Regions from separate parts of the Homo sapiens genome. Here region 1 is linked to region 2. A link is a loop called in an ENCODE intact Hi-C map of the cell type or tissue named here. Cell type or tissue: heart right ventricle. All regions are shown on one strand. Links, peaks and the distances in the headings refer to the core of each region. The heading gives the core; the rest is flanking DNA.

The links. A loop is a pair of places that touch in the nucleus more often than their neighbours do. Peaks named below come from ENCODE experiments on the same cell type or tissue, not always from the same donor. Only the 100,000 strongest peaks of a DNase experiment are listed, where the experiment ranks them.
Region 1: a loop joins it to region 2, with 4 times the contacts of the local background. A loop is called at or near these places in 4 of 110 quality-filtered maps.

The regions. Positions count from the first base shown.
Region 1 is chr15:36,651,481-36,659,819 of GRCh38, forward strand. CDIN1 (CDAN1 interacting nuclease 1) reads left to right here. Exons shown (of 11, transcript NM_001321759.2): 4 at 2,618-2,678; 5 at 6,353-6,425. Among named protein-coding and RNA genes, the nearest start is that of CDIN1, 76 kb to the left of the region's middle. In heart right ventricle, for the core only: no CTCF peak of the experiment used is centred there; no DNase peak of the experiment used is centred there.
Region 2 is chr15:37,106,171-37,114,509 of GRCh38, forward strand. LOC124903465 (a long non-coding RNA gene) reads left to right here. Exons shown (of 2, transcript XR_007064581.1): 2 at 1-3,814. Among named protein-coding and RNA genes, the nearest start is that of MEIS2, 9.8 kb to the left of the region's middle. RefSeq lists an enhancer at 425-966 and a silencer at 4,198-4,247. In heart right ventricle, for the core only: a CTCF peak has its summit at 385; DNase peaks (open chromatin) are centred at 421, 4,281 and 4,801; H3K4me3 peaks cover 3,796 bases; H3K27ac peaks cover 6,065 bases; H3K27me3 peaks cover 1,857 bases.

The DNA of each region.
Region 1 (8,339 bases), core at 9-8,008, 450 kb before region 2:
ATCTGTCACTTTGATGTGGGGGATAATTAAAGTTTCCAGAAAAGACAAATATAACCTTAAATTAAACTTAATTTTTTTTCCTACCACTTATGAGGTGCTACAGGTATAGTTGGGAAACAGATTGGAAAACAAATAAATTTAGAGCAGATCCACCATGTTCAATGTATGTGGCACCTCACTAGGCCTCGAGGGATCAGGGTTCTATTTCAGGGTTCTATAGCTTTATTGTTTACCAGCTAAGAGAGCCCAGATGGGTTTTATCAGTGCCCTGGGGTTTGGTTTCTTTATATGACCAACTGGGAAGCTTTAACAACCTCATAATTAGGAATTTCCACAGTATTAAGTATGGTCATGCTTTTAATATTATCCAGACTATATAGATACAGAGGATTGTAGTTATGGTTTAATCATCTTCTGTTTCTTTAAACTTGATAGAAGTTCTTCACTGGTCATTAGCAGGATAATGATTGATGCAACTTTTACATGAAGCCATGTCATTTTGACTTAAAGCAACAGATCTCTGGTATAAAAGGTAGTCTGGCATCTAGCTGCTACTCTTTCACTGTTTGCAGTCAGCTCTCACCATGGCATGCTCCTTCTTTTCATGCTGATCTCTACTCGAGTGTCACTCCCTCAGAGAGGGGCTTCCTGAACAACCCATCTAAGTTTACATTTTATTCTAGCATATACCATTATACTGTATATTTATCTCCCTGCCTTTTTATTGTTTGTGTCACCACTGTAATATAATCTCTGTGATGATGGGACCATGAATGGTTTTTTTTCCTGCTGTTGCTTCTTCAGAACCTGGAATAAGGCCTGACACATAGCGCTCCAAAATACTTGTCGGGTAACTGAAACTGAAGTAGAAAGCTGTAAAGATATCCCAATATTGGTATAGGCTTAAATACGCTGACCCAGAATCAGAAACCATAGTAAATACGCACTCTTGGTGGTTACAGGCACACAATCAGCTGGTCTGACTTGACTGAACTGATTGCTGGTTCCTTGGGTGGTATCAGTGCAGTGGCCTTGTTTGTGAGAAATTGATGTGAGGTTCTTAACGGACCTGTTTCCCAGGGACCTTTCTCTAAAGCACATTTGCCTTGTTTTATTTATTTATTTTTTCCTCTTGCTTCTGAACGTCCTTATTTTCCAATTGGTTTCCCAAATAATACATTCAAGGGTGGCCCCAATATGTGGAAAATTGCTTTGTTAGAATTATTTTGAAGTTACAATGATCCAGAGGTTCTCCCCACCTTAAATAATTTGCTGTTACCCCACTTTGCTTACAGGAAAATTATACAACTTTATAAATATACTCATGAAATAATATAATTTAGTACCTACTTCTGGCAGTTATATGGAAGACCTCACCTGTTGACTTTATTACTGTCAGACAAATACCCAGAGCTTATTCACTTAAATAATATACTGTAGGGAAAATTTCCATACCTAATTCTGCTTTCTTGTCCAATATGGTTTTTAAAAATTATTTAATTTTTCATTTGTTAAAGGAAAAGTATAAGGTGATTTTTTATTATATAATCACCTACTATAAACAAAGTACTTGGTAGGCATAATAAATTAAATAAAATACAATTCTCCAACCTTCATGAAGCTTTCAACATTACAGTGGGGGATGGGTTTGAGGTAGCCAAGTAATAGGCAAATACAATATGCTACGTTACATGATAGAAAGATGTACAGGGTATTCCTCGATTGCATATGAGGAGCACTTAACTTATATGGTAGTGGATCGAAGAAGGTGACATCTGAATTGAATCATGAGTTATCCAGGTGAGGGATGGGAGCGGGAGACAGTGACTAGAGATGAGGCTGGCAGAGTAGAGTAGGTAGAAACCAGATTATGAAGAACCTTACAAGAGCTGTTAAATGGTTATAATTTAATCTTGAGATTTAATGTGGGGCCTTGAAGTGTTATAACAAGGGGAATGACACATTCAAATTTTTGTAAAAAAAAAAAAAATCCCCCCAGCTTCCATGTCTGGGGTTTTGTTTTGTTTGGGGATTTTGGGGAGTTGTGTGTTTTTTTCCAGTGGAGTGAGAGGATAATGAGAGCTGGAGGTTCTTCCACAAATCTAGGGCAGATAAGGTGATGGCTTGTATTGCCTGTCACAGGTGTGCTGACCCACTGATGACATGTCTGTTCCATCGTTTTCTTAATAAGGTGTCAAGCAGCCCTGTGAAACAGGTAAAGGAAAAGGCAAGATGGGTGCATGAATGCTTTTCTCAAACTATATAAGTCAACTTCTTTCCTTTCCATGCAATGGTTGTCTGTGGTAGAGACAAGGCAGAGTGATATGGATAGTTCCTCTTGTTCACTTTATATGGTAGGAGGTGAAAGAAAACAAGGGAGACCTAAGTATTTACACCTTCTGCCCCCACCTTCAGCTTCTTAGTTGCCAGTGGTTTTGAGGTGAGTTGTTTGTGTTATGTTTTTCCCTTCAGTGCTTTCCTATGAAAGTAGCTTACTTTAACTAGAGTTGAGCGTGGCATTTGTCCAGGAGAAACATGTATACACACAGGGGATGCTGACAAGTCTATGCTGGCCTTTTCTTGTCACTGCATTACCACTTGGCTTTGTCTTGTCTAGGTACCTGAATGGAGTGGTGAAAAATGGAGCTGCCCCAGTGCTCCTGGACCTGGCCAATGAGGTAATGTTATTGTTATGATTTTATTTAAACCTGCGTGTAACCTAAGGGGCCTATCTAGAGTAACTTTGCTTACAATTATAACTACCTTTGGAAAAAAAAAGGATTTGAGGTGCATTAGACATTTAAATTGCTCCCTGATCTCTTTGTACTTTTAGTAATTGGACAAAGAACTTCACATATTAATAAATCAGTTGACATAATTAGTCTACTTCTTTTAAGGCAAATGTATAAACAGCCTCTTGGTTTCTTATTTTGTGGAAAATTTCAACCAAACAGCTCAGGACATGCTTTTCTTAGGATAGGTTGTCTTAATTTAGTGTGAGAAATACCTGTGTCAAGTAAAGAGATGGATGCCAAAAAAAAAAAAAAAAAAACTGCTGTTATAAAAATGAAGAGAGAAATTGTATACTTAAAGATGTACTTGATTCATTTTTTTGTTAGCAAACTTTTATTATAATAAAGGATACATGCCTTGTAGAAAAGTCTCCTTCTTTATATGAAGAAGCATAGTGTTCTTAATAACACCAAGTAAGAAGTGATTTATTGAACTTATTCGTTAACTCTGATCTGCTTCTGTTTGGGGAAACAAATAACAGCCTTACATTTAAAAAGGGAAACCCTACAGATTTCCCATGAATGAAGAAGCTGTGAAAAGTTCATAATAGTTGCAGAGAGCATACCAAAAAAATAAAATATTTAATTCCTAAACTTTAAAATATTTATCCACTGTAATAAGAGCAATACAATATTTAGTCTGACTTGGAACTGCTTATGCAAACCTCGTAGGGATGGAATGAAATGTACACTGTTTTTGCGTTGCATTATAATGGAAAACATAGAAGCAAGGCAGAAAATGTGTGTTTGCATTAAAGATGACTCGGTACTGTGAGCATTAAGTGTTGCAGTAGCAGCAAGTTCTACATGTTATATTAGCAAGGAAGGATGGCTTCCCTCACAGCTTCTGTCTGCTGCTATACACTGCTGCAGTCAACAAATGAGCAATTACCTATCAGTTACTAGATGGTTTTAATAGTCTAAGCAATGTCTACACAATCAGATAGGATAGTTAACATATAGAATGAATTTCTGTGCGCCTCCTAGGAAAACAAGTATTTTATTCTTTTTTTGTTTTTTCCATTTCTAGAGCAGAGTGCTTTTTTTTTTTTGCTTTTTTTTTTTCTTTTTTTGAGACAGAGTCTCACTCTGTTGCCAGGCTGGAGTGCAGTGGCGTGATCTTAGCTCATTGCAACCTCTGCCTCCCGGGTTCAAGAGATTCTCCTGCTTCAGCCTCCTGAGTTGCTGGGACCACAGGCCTGTGCCACCATGCCCAGCTAATTTTTGTATTTTTAGCAGAGACGGGGTTTCATCATGTTGGCCAGGATGGTCTTGATCTCCTGACCTTGTGGTCCACCTGCTTTGGCCTCCCAAAGTGCTTGGATTACAGGCGTGAGCCACCACGCCCGGCCAGCAGGCTGGTTTTTAAATGTATCTAGACTTGTTTGTTACAAGTTTATGCTATTAGTAACTTGAGGTATCTGAGCTTTAACTAGGAATTTAGTGATTGTCTTTTATGAAAAAGAAGAATAAGCTAGCAGCATTCCAGACACAGCATCTAGAAAGAATGTGATGCAAATATGGTACCCATCTATATAGATGATGATGTTGATTATATAAGTTTTATATCATAGCAATTTATATTCATTTGAATTTTTAATGGATAGTTCTATATCCATTAAATATTTAGCTGACCTCAGTTTCAGTCTTCTAGTAATATGGAAAAATTTAACCTACCAACACATTTTCTCCTACATCAATAAACCTTTTATTTACCATGAATATATAGCAGTATTTAGCCAAGAGAAAACGTAGTTGTTTAAAGACTTTTCCTCCGTTTTGGCTACAGACTAGTACAGAAAGAATAGCACTTTTCTATGAAATTGATAATGCATTAGGGAAATTTAGGAATGGCTGGTACCATATTATAGCTTCTAAACAACCAAGGTGCCATTTTTTCCAGATAGGTAATACTTAGATAACATACACTTGCATCTGGTGACAATTGATGTGATGGTAATACTTTATGAGCTGATATTTATTTAATCAGGGGAAACTATAAAAATTGATGAGAAATATATAGCATTGGTACATTACAGGGTGCAGCAACTCTCTTAGACAAGAGCATTGTATTTTTATTATCTTTTTGGGGGGCTAAGGGCTGTATGTGGTCATCATTGATTTTATAAATGTCTTCATACTACTTTTCCAGTTTCAAGTCTAAAATTGAACATTTTAGCAATTCACACTTCGTTAGTGATAATAAGATCAGTCATTCTGTTCTCTCCACACAAATATTTTCAAGTGAGATTTGAAGCACTATGCATTTTATTTACATGCTAAATTCTGACATGAAGCATGATGGCCCTATTTCAGAGAAAGATGGACACATGATTAATATGAAAATTAGGGAGATGCAAGTACCTGAACTAATAAGGTAGTCCTTATTCAGGCTGGACTACCTTCAGTAATTTCACCATTTTTCATGTGTCAGCTCTGATGTGGGTTACTAGGAATAAGCAGCTTCGTGGAAAGCATTTCTTTCTACTTGGGGAATTTAAGGGCATCCAAGTACATACGTATTTGAAAAAACTGTTCATACAAATGAAGCCAGCCTTTTTGTCTAGTTACTAAATCAAGATAAAATTTTGGTATGAATACGGGACTTGAAAACCTGTCAGGAAAAATTCATGGTGATAATATATGAGGAATGTTTGCTGTCTTCCACCTAAGATAAAAAGACTCGTTTTAGGGAAGCATTATTGTTCTTAAAAATGTGTGTTCCTATTTTTTGGTGAAATTAAGTAAATGGTTAATAAAAGATTTAAGAACCCCAAAGAAGACAATATCTTTACAAAATAGTAGATACATTTTTTATTAATTAAAATGACTGTCGGACTGAATATCCTTTGTTTTCTGACTGGTTCTTTATTTTAAAAAGTTACCACCCTGGGATCTGTATTAATTAAATTGGTAAGTAGTGTTTCAGATAAGGACGGTGATCTTATGTTGCAGATATTATATTGTTGTAATTTATTATTAACATCTCTGCAATGTAGTTGTCTTTTATCAAATAAAATATTTTAAATGTAAGGAATTTATACCAAAATTTCAGTTGTCTTTAAAGATAAAATCAGTAAAATCCTTATTTGGATTTGTCATATAAGGACATTTGACTCTGTTTTTGAAAACTGTCACTAAATAACAAAAAGGGCTTATTATTTGAAATTGCATTCAGAACAGTATAAATATAGACAGTTGCATAGAAAGAAGCATGGCTTGAATAAAAAATTATATTGGCCTACCAACAGAAAAAATTGAGGAGAGATGAAAAAAGCCTATTTCACTGTTTTAGACGAATGCTTTTTCTAAGTTGTTCCATCCTTTTTGCTCCAATGTTATATTCAATAAATTTGACCCATTTATTCTTTTCAACAGCCCAAACCATACTTGTTATAATTTTATTATAATGGAAGCCACCAAGGGTGGGAAAGATTTTAATGAATGATGCTTGCTATGGTTGATTAAAATTGACTTATTCTTCAGTGTTGACAAAATACTGGAGTATCCACTGCTCGCACAACTTGATAGTTTTAATTTTCTACTTCTGTTTTATAAAGGTGGACTATGCGCCCTCATTAATGGCTCGGCTTATACTGGAGAGGTTTCTACAGGAACACGAGGAAACTCCACGTGAGTTACCCTTTTTTCCTAATGGTACTCTTTTACTCCCTTCCCCAATTTAAAAATAATTTACACAGCATTTCAAGTCACTTAATGAGAGCCAGATTCCAAAACAGCTATCATGAACAGTTAATGACAATTAAATGCAATATAAAAGACCACCCACAACTTAAATACTCTTCAGAATAATGCTCTCTTCTTTGTCTAAATTCCACACTCAACCTCTCCATTGAGCTAAATAGACAATGTGTATCAAACTAAAAAATTGATTCATCTTCGTATATAGAATAAGATACATCATTTGAAAAACCATTGTCAGGAACTGGCTCTAAAAGAAACATTCATCCTTTTTATTTTAATTCAGCAAGACCGGAGAAATACTACTTCCAAATGCAAAGGTGAATTCCACTGGTCTTCCTACAAGAAAATAAAAAAGAAAAAAAGAAAAGAATAGAGCTACAGAAGGAGGTTCAAGCCTAAATTAATTTGCCACTGAAAAAATACATTTTGTTATTTTCTCTGTGTCAACTGCATGATTAAAACCGGCTGTTAAGTGAGCTCTGGGGATGTGCTCGTAAAAGATTTATGAGTAATATTCAATGTGATATTCAAAGTGAGTCATGAATATCAGGATAATTGCTCTCAGTGCTGGCTCTTTTACTAGGCAGGAGTTTGTCAACTGCCCCATAAATATTTGCCTAGTCTCATGTAAAAAAGACAATTTCATCTTCTGCATTTTTATTACCTAGTATAATGTTTACCTTTGGAGCTCAGCTGTGGTAGAATAGGTAAAAAGCTTTGGAATATGCTTTATGCACATAATCTTCCCTCTTTGAAAGTAGAAGATAATACCTGCTAAAACATCATTCAGTAGTACATGTTGGATTTTTATTTTTTTATATTTTGTCAGGGATTTTTTCCCTTTGATTTTCTTTGAATCTGCAGTTACCAGTGACTGGTGGCCCAGTTACCTTGTGAAGGTTTCATTTGAATGAATTAAGTACTTCCCCTAAAAATTCAATATCATTTCAATAGATGTAGCCTCCAAAGTAACCTGCAGTGATGCTTCATGAGCAAATCACATGATGTCAGAATGGTATGGTTTCGATTTAATCAAGAAAGAGATTAAAGTGGATGTGTGTTATTTTCAACTTCGCAGCAGCACCGCCATTTGTCAAAGTCAACCTTCTGATTGCTTTGGACCTACTGCTATCCAGGTCTTGTCAAAATAGTAGTCAGCATAGTCTGAAGCAGGTAGACTGGCCTATATAGAGCAGTATCAAACACAGTAAAACAGAATTCATTGACTTGTGAATTATGAAGTTAATAGGTTGATCATAAATTTTGTAGCCATTAATTTATCTTTATAACACTGGCACATCTTCAGTACATTTTTCTTTTTATTTTGTACCATTTTATACAGCAGAGTTAAATAGTACTGAATATAATTTTGATGTGTACTGTATATCAGAATCCTATAATTCCAATGCTAGGATTAAATGTCTTGCATGAATACACTGGAGAAGGACATGAGCATATTTAGAAACATACCAAGGAAAGGGTATTTCAAGAATGTGGCTGCTTGGAAAGGAGGCGAATGTAAATATTGTATGCTTGAATTACACTATGATTATGTATAATCAAATAACAGTATTTTGAAGCTTTTTCTTTTATAATTGGTTGGGTTAATGGTTGTTTCACTGTGAGTTGTTACAGAGTCAGGTTTTGTTTTTTTTTTTTTTTCCTGAGTAAAATCATGACAGATATTTGATGTTATTTTTAATCATCATACTAGGCTATTGTGAAGGCACCATTTTAACTCCCTATTTGCCAGTAGGCTGACTGCCAGTCAAAAATGCTGTATTAAAATATTTCTCTGGACAGAAAATGGTTTCAAAAATCTTTTATGATTATATGACAAAC
Region 2 (8,339 bases), core at 112-8,111:
TCCCAGCAGTGTAACCAGCAGCTCTGAAAGTTGGCCTAGAAATAATTCCACTGGCTTCCTTACCTGTTAACTTTACTCACTCTTCCTAGCTGGGATCAACAGAAGGAAGGGGACTTTTTTGTTTGCTTTTGTTGTTGTTGGTGGTGGTGGTGGTGGTGGTGGTGGTTTTTGGTTCTTTGGTCCTTTTCCCACTTAAACTTTCTATAATGATTTATTCTCCGCCTCCTCCCATTAATAACGTTTAAGCACCCCACACTTTATTTTTTAAATAAAATGGAGTAAAATTATTATACTTTTTTCCTTTATGCCCCCTTTTCTTTTATTTCTCCCAATTTTAGGGGCTTCACCATCTCATAGAAAGGACTTCAATAAATAGCCCTCTAGCGCTATCTGGCGGGGCTCCAAACACGACGTGCGCTTGCTCTCACTGTTTCTTCCTCCTTCCCGCGCTCTCTTCTTTCCTCTCTTTCTTCCTCTCTCCTGCTTTTTCTCTCGTCTCTTCCGCTCGATTGTTTTCCTCTTTTTTTCTGTCCTCCTGCGGCCTCTTGTCTAGTTCCTACCCCTACTTCAGCGCAGGCGGCTTGGAAAGCCCCGGCCAGAGGCTAGTAACTCTCGCAAGTGGGAGATGCTCTGGCGACGGATCTCTCTTTTCTGATCCCTCCTCCCCCTTACCCAGCGCGGATCACACACATCCTTTGCCTTTGATTAGCATCTTAAAGTTGCTTAGCGTGCCGCTTAAGTCCCAGCGTCTCAGCTGGCGGTGGTTTGGAGAGGCTTAAAACTGCATTCATGAAGTTTGGAGGAAAGAAATCAGACACTGGAATTCAGGGCTAGGAGCCCAGCTCAGTTTTAGGTCAGAAGGCCGAGTCTCAGTGCGAGATTGAGGAAGGGTCGGGGCTTAACGGGGGAGGTGGGGGTGGCGGGGGGGGGAACAGCACGGCGCGGCGCCTAGCCTGCGAGATGGAGTCGGAGTGGGGGTGCGAGCGGTCCTCCACCGCCTCTGCCCGATCCGTACCTCACAATGGACTGCTCGAGTTTGTATCTAGGCCTGTCCAGGATTGTTTACTCCTTCAATTAATCAGCTTTATCTCTTTTCCCCCTCCCCCCACCTCCACCAAATCTGGAGAGGAGTGGGAAAGAACTGGAAAACTCACAGGGCAAAGAGAGAAAGCCAACAGTCATAGTGCGGGAGGAGGCACGCCTGGGATGCAATACCCAACAGTCTCCTCCCTGCTTTCCTGCAATTTGCAGGTCATTGTCTTTCTTATTTGTAGCTTTTTTTTTTTTTCTTCAGTAGCCGGTAAACAATCGAACGCCGGGTAGGGAGGTCAGAGGGGATGGGGCTGTGGGAGAGATTCTACTCAGGCTAGGTGCTTTAGATTTGGACCTGGCTGTGTCCCTACTTTATTAAAATTCTCATGTGGCGCGCGCTGTCTTCTCTCTTCTCTCTCTCTCTCTCTCACACACACACGCACATACACACACAGCCCGAGAGAAATTTCCAATCTTTGAGCAAATCTCTTCCATCTAGTCCTTGAAACAGAGGAAAGGACATGGGACCTGAAGGAGAGTTATGATTGAATTTTCTAAAATTTAGTTTTGACATTGCAAAGTAAAAGTGAGGACCGTATTCCCAATACAGACCCAGAGGGTGGTTATTTCAGGTGAGGGGACCTCAGCCTGTGACGTCTATGATCAACCAGACAAAGACCCCTTCCTAAATCTGAAGTCCCACCCCCACCCGTGGCAAACATGGAATACAAGGGAGGGGAAGGATGGCACAATAGTGGGTTCTGTTTTCCAAGAACTGCCCCCCACCTCCATTGCAGAAGGAAAAAAAAGCACGGTTCGGGTGTAATTAATTGGGGACTGTTATTAGGTCATCATTAGCCAAGGTACAAATAATAGCAGCACATTTTTACTTAAAATTGACCAGCCCCAGAGTGATAGATCGATTTGGAGTATAAAAAGATGTATCAAAACATCAATGTCGATTATTTGAAATATTGTAGTCGAATTTTTTTTATTGCTTCATCGGTTAAGTGTCTGAAAATGCAGTGTTCAAACATATATTTATGTTGTCAATACTGTCAGAACTGTCAGTTTTACTATACTGGATTTGTACTATATTTCAAATATGCTAATTTACATAAAATGCCCACCCTAGGATTCCCCCCCTACACCCACCCCATCTCTGGAAAATCCGTGTCAGTTTCTTCAAAGGATTCAGCAATCTTTGCCTAAGCTAAAGTGTGCACTACCTCTTTTACTCAATTTTCCACATCGGATTACATGTCTTTTTCACCATCTCTAACTTTCAAAGAGATCCTTCTTCCTTTCTCCCCAATTCTGCCTACTCTAACCTCTTCTTCAAAATAGTACTGAGGCACTTGGAAAGCTTCGAATTTAAATATCCACATCCCAGCTCCAAATATACCATTGGAGTAAAAAAACGGAAAAACTGGACTTGAGTGTACTTGGCCGCACTCGGGTAAACCAGGCTTCACCAGGTAGACGTTCTCATACCGTAAGGGTCCATCATCAAATTACCTGGCAGATTGAAATCTTCCAGGGAAAATGAATTTGGAAATGTAAACACCTTTTCTTTCTTTTTACTTAAAAGCCTCGATGGTAGAAAAAGAAATAATACTTATAAATGATCGGCACGTTTTAACTTTAAAAGCTTTTGAACTCAAGTGAAAGACACACGTTGGAAACAGAATTGATAGTTTTAATTCTACCCATTTTCACCTGGCACATCAGATCAGTGGCAATCATTTATTTTATGGGGTGTGGAGGGGAAAGGGATAGAAAGCGGATAGAAAGCTAGAATCCACTGAAGTCCCTGTCCTAAAAATCTCAGAGAAATTAAAGACTTATTGAAACACAAACATTCCATCGCTCCATACTCTCCGTCCAGATGAATTGAAACTTATAAATCCACGCTCTCCCCAATTTTATGTTTTTTATTTATTTTTTTTCAGGGTTTGATAGGAAAGATACCCAAGTCTGATAGGGAAGACAGGGCCACTTCTGGACTAGCTGTGAGGATGTGTTTTCATTTCCATAACACTGAAGCACTTTCTGTAAACCTTTTGATGTACTTAAATAAGTCTATTTGGACATTTAAAGAAGCTACACATACAAACATAGCTTGGCTTTTTGCCGTCAATCCCAGCATTAAAAAAACATTCATAATCTAACTGAGAAGCTCTTTCATACCCATCCTTCTTTCAAATAAGTAAATAAATAAAGAAATAGAAGTGCAAACCAAAGAAAGTTTCCAGCGTGCATCTGTACGTCTTCGTGTGCGAGTTTATAAACAACTTCCAGTCGGTACTTGGGTGTTACCTCCCTCCTGCCACACACCCCAAGGCAGAGGCATCGAGGGATCGCCCCCAGAGAGCTGTGTTTACTTAGCTTGTTTTAAAAAAAATCTCGCCGCCATGTATGACAAGTGTTACTGCAAGAAATTCATCAGCCTTCTACAGATACTTCCAGTTTTGCTGTAATGATCTGCAGAAGAGAACTGCCATCACTTTCTCACATCCCAAGGTGTTGCAGGAACTCAGAGAGAGGGGAGAGTGGCTGAAACGCTTAATTACCGGAGGCGAAGGAGGGGCGCGCGGGGGACCGAAGGAGAGGGGAGTGAAGAAGGAAGGTCCTTTACCAGGCTTGTACCTGGAGAAAGCTTTGAATCGCTTCTCTGCTATATTTGGAAAAGGTATGCTTGCTTTTTAAAAAAATGCCTTTAGGGCAAAGTGATACCCTTGTGTAATAATTAACTCAGACAATAAAAATAATTGGAAAATCAGTTGGAATTTCTGAGTTTTTAATTACGTTTAATTTCGTACTAAGCCGTAAAATTACGAATGCCCCTCAATTAAACACTCTCCTCTTGTAAAGCGTTTAACAACAATTATTCCTTAATCAGTCTGAATGTGAGTCACAAATGGTGCTTTTCCACATCAAAGAGACGTCCTTCCACGTTACCTTTTAGTCATAAGTAAGAGGATTAATTCCTATAATTAGAGGGATAAATATGTGCATAAATATATCTCTCACCCTCTCCTTAAAAAACAAAACAAAACACTTTCACTCTGTGTGATACGTGGCCGGCTATGGTAGGGTAAGTGTTTGTAATCGTCTGCCTCTGCCCGGCATCCCTTTGCTGACGGGTGACTGGAACGGAGGAGACGCCGCGCGAAGCGCAGGGCCCCAGAGGGACACATGCACAGAGGCGCACACACGGGTCAGGCAGGAGGCGCAGAGTTCGGGGGCCCGGGACTCCACCAATTCCAGTGCGATCCTCCCCAGACAATAACCCACCTCCCACCTTGGCCCTGCCCAGCGCAGCAAGACAGTTGTCTCCCTGTCGGTCTGCTTGTCCAGAAGAGCGGGGTCCCTGCCCTAAGCCCCAGCTCCAGCTTGACTCTTCAGGCTACAAATAAAAATTGAGCGTGACCTTTTAAAACTCCAGTGTGAATATCTCATTTACCTAATGACTTTATGTCACCTAGGAAGAAGGTCAATTTCCTCTTAACCTTTTCCCCGCTGCTGCAGTAAGCATTCTTCCCTAATCAATGGTGGCTGGAATAATCAATTCCCATTTTATGATCGCTGACAAACTCAATCTCAGGGCGGGGTGTGAGAGCTGGGGGTGAGCTGGCTCGGGCCGGGACAGAGGTCTCTCTGCGTACGCCCCGCTCCGCCCGGCGCCAAGGGAAGCCGCTGTCTCTTCCGTCGAGTTCTGAGACCTTGGCAAACTTCCCTCCCCCAACCGCCGGCGTGACTTCTGAGTTGTCACTAATCCGAACCTGATATTCACCAGAGCTCCTTCGGTCACCGACAACGCTCCCCGCTGCTGCCGCGGCCTCCCGCCCGCCCTCCTCGGCGTGTTTTCATTTCTAAGTCTACGGGCAGGGATTGCCCCGACCCAGTGTGTGTGTGCGTGTGTGTGTGTGCGTGGTTTCATTTACATTTTAAAAATCATTTTTGCGTTCTTCAGCGTGGATCTCAGCACTTTCCCTGTGTCTCAGGCCGACTAACTTTGCATAAACAAAGCAACAACCGAAGCTCATAGTGGGTGAAATCTTGCGGGGAAATGAAGGCAACCTGGTGGAGTTCGATCTCTCTCTCTCTCTCTCTCTCTCTCTCTCTCTCTCTCTCCCTCTCTCTCTCTCCCTCCTCTCTCTCTCCCTTCCCCACATTTCTTCCTCTTCTTTTACCTTCTTCCTCCACTCCCCCCTCCACCCCAAATTCAGCTATCCTAAACCATAGGTTTATCAGATACCACTTCCTCCTCTTTTTAAATTCTTCAGACCTGCCCCAGTCTGGGGAAATTACTGGGCAAATTACTAGATCAGAGCTATTTTGAAAGCTAATTTGGGGTAAACTCACCGTTCCTTATCTTTGCAGGGTTTAAATATGAGCCGCTCTCTGGTTCTAATCCCTCATAAAGTAGAAATTGACTTTTACACATGCAGGGCCTATTTGAAGGGGGGAGGTCTCTTAACACTGGTTCACCACGGGTCACTGGAAACTTCTCCCCCTTATTCCACCCTAATCCCGTTTTCACTCACTACCAAGACACTGAAGCCGCTGATGATTAAAGCAATCTCAAAAGTCTTGCTTAGCTAGGGTTCAATGGCAGGGAAATCATTTTCCTCAAAAAAAGACGTTCTGTAGCCAGGTTTTTGAAGATTTCCTATGAAGAGTCAATCTCTCAATACTGTATTACCCAGTTAGTTAAAAGGGAACCCCAAACTGAACTTTCTCTCCCAGAGCGCACTCTCAGGCCTGCCTTGCCTATGGGGATAATCTTTAAAAAGGTAATCAAACCATTCCTTTTCTTCATTCACAGATCCTCTTTACTTGTAGGCAGACATTCTGCTAAAATCGGAAAGTTTTCCAAATAATCAAAAACAAACATATAACTCTTCCACTTTTTATCCTTCACTCTGGTGTAAAAAGCAAACAAACAAAAAGGGCCTTTGAGTTCGAGGGGAGGGATATCTGGGCCACTGTTCACCCATGAAAGCTTCCTACATCCTGTTAGTAATGAAGATGGCAAATCATGGCACTTGCCTGAAACTTTCAGGTTCCATTCTTGCATTGAGCCTCAAGGTGCTAGAGTGTGAGGGGCAGTGAGAACATGCCAGGTTCAGGACCTGACCTGGGACAGAAGCACTGAGTTCTCAGTATTGTCATTTTCCTCTTGCTTCATACCAGGAAGTAGTTTTGCAACTCACACTGAGTTAGATTCGAGATTTAAACGGTTGTCGAAGGTTGGTCCAGCCCTGAGTCACAATTTATAACACCCTGGCTTTTAGAAGATTTGCCTCATATTCCCAACAACTGAGTTACAGACCATCTTAGACTACAACCTGTTTGTAGGCCAAAAAGTGCTTGTACATACAGGAAGAGTTTCCCATTACTAAGAGTACTGAATGGGTTTTTTAAATCTCTATTTGACAGAGGAGCAGACAGATTGGGGATAGGGCCCTTGACCTCAGATAATTACTTCAGTCGTCCCTCTTCAGCAAATTTAATTCTCACGCAAAGAGTAATTAACAACCTCTGACTATTCTATGAGAATTTCCTTTCCTTTTCTTATCTTAAGGACCCTCATAGGAATATTGAAGAATATGTTTAATGGTAGTTTTTAGTTTCACTGCATTTAAACATTTTGCCTTCTGCTCACTTCTTCCATAGTCTACTGGAACACATTTAACAGAGTCTTGGGCTGTGTTCTGACTCCAGCACATGAAATTGGAAAATCCAGTCATCAATTTACTGCCCTTCCTACTCTCCACCTTGACCCCAAGCAAAGCTATTCACTAGACAACTCTTCGTCAATGGAAAATTCCTTAAGTTTGCTTAATGAGGAGAGAATGTCAGAAGAAAGAAAAAATTTTAATAGTAAAAAATGCCATTCTCTCCTTTTGACTGCCTGACAACTTTGTCTCTACAAGTGTCTCATTCAGGGTTACAAATCAAAATTACATGTCAGGATACAAGCCACAGTATTGGAACAGGAAGAATGAGCACACAGACCACTAGCTTTTCAAAGGCGACTGAGGTCTCTGCAAGGCTCATGTCCTAAATGGAGAGACATCTTATTCAAACATCTCTAAGGGAGAGGGTTGAATCAGATCACTTCTGAGGCTGTTTTTAACCCTAGAAAGACAAAAAGGGACTCCAAGGGCTAAAAAGCCATCAAGAGCTCAGGCTCTGGAGTCTGACGGGAAGGGGCTGAATACTAGGTCTGGCCTGTGCTGATTGTGAACTCTTAGTAGTCACCTGACTCCTCTAAACTCTACTAACCTCATGCATAAACTCAGCATAACAATGGTTGATATTACTGGACACATTTGTCAGCCCCTGCAGGTCCACCCTTTACTTTCCCCCTCCTGGTTTGTGCCCCTGAAGGCTGGTACGGATGGTTTTAGAATGGCCCTTGTTTCCTCTTGGGCTTGCCTAGAGTGGGCAGAGCGAGGTCTGGGTGCTGATTCCCAGGGTCCCTGAGGGCTGGCTGCATTCCAGCCACAGCTCAAGCAGTCTTCTTCCCAGAGTTCCATTTCTGGATTTAGGTAACAATGTCCTTCTCCAGTACTAGCCTTGGGGCAGTGTACTGTCCCTCGTGGTTTCCTAACACCCTGCTCACACCTTTTTAATAAAGTTCCTTTATTAAGCTCTCCTCAAATTACCCAATTTGATGTGTACCATCTGTTTCCTGCTGGACCTTGACTGATACACCTTATAAACGTGTTTAGAGGATTAAAATTAAATGAGATAATGCATGTAAAGCACATAGTGCAGTTCTTTGCATATAGTAAAAGCTTAATAAATAGAGCTTTTATTTATTTTTACAATTATCATTTTGTGCAACCCTTTCATTTTATATAGGAGGAAATGGAAACTCAGAACTGTTAGGAGAAGCATTCAAAGTCTAATTAACTGAAGGTAGTAACAATCCTGGGACCAAATCCCTGAACTGCCTGCTTGAAGTTCATTGTTCTTCCCTCTGCATCTTGTTGAGCAAAACAGATGAGAAAGGAGGGAACTCTTATTTTCATAGATGTTGGAAAAAGGGTTAGACGAGCTAGAGGCAGAGGTGTAGGAGGTAATAAGCATTTTCCATGTATCATTGGGCTTGTCCCTGCTAAATTACTGCTGAAATAAAGGAATGCCATTGCAATTTAGAATCCAGTGATTTCAATAACAATAAAATGGGTATGTAACAGGGGGCGCAATGTATGCTTGACAGGTTAAAAACAAATTTATGAACATATAATTTGAAGTTTTATCAGGAGGCATAATAATGTTTTAAGACTATA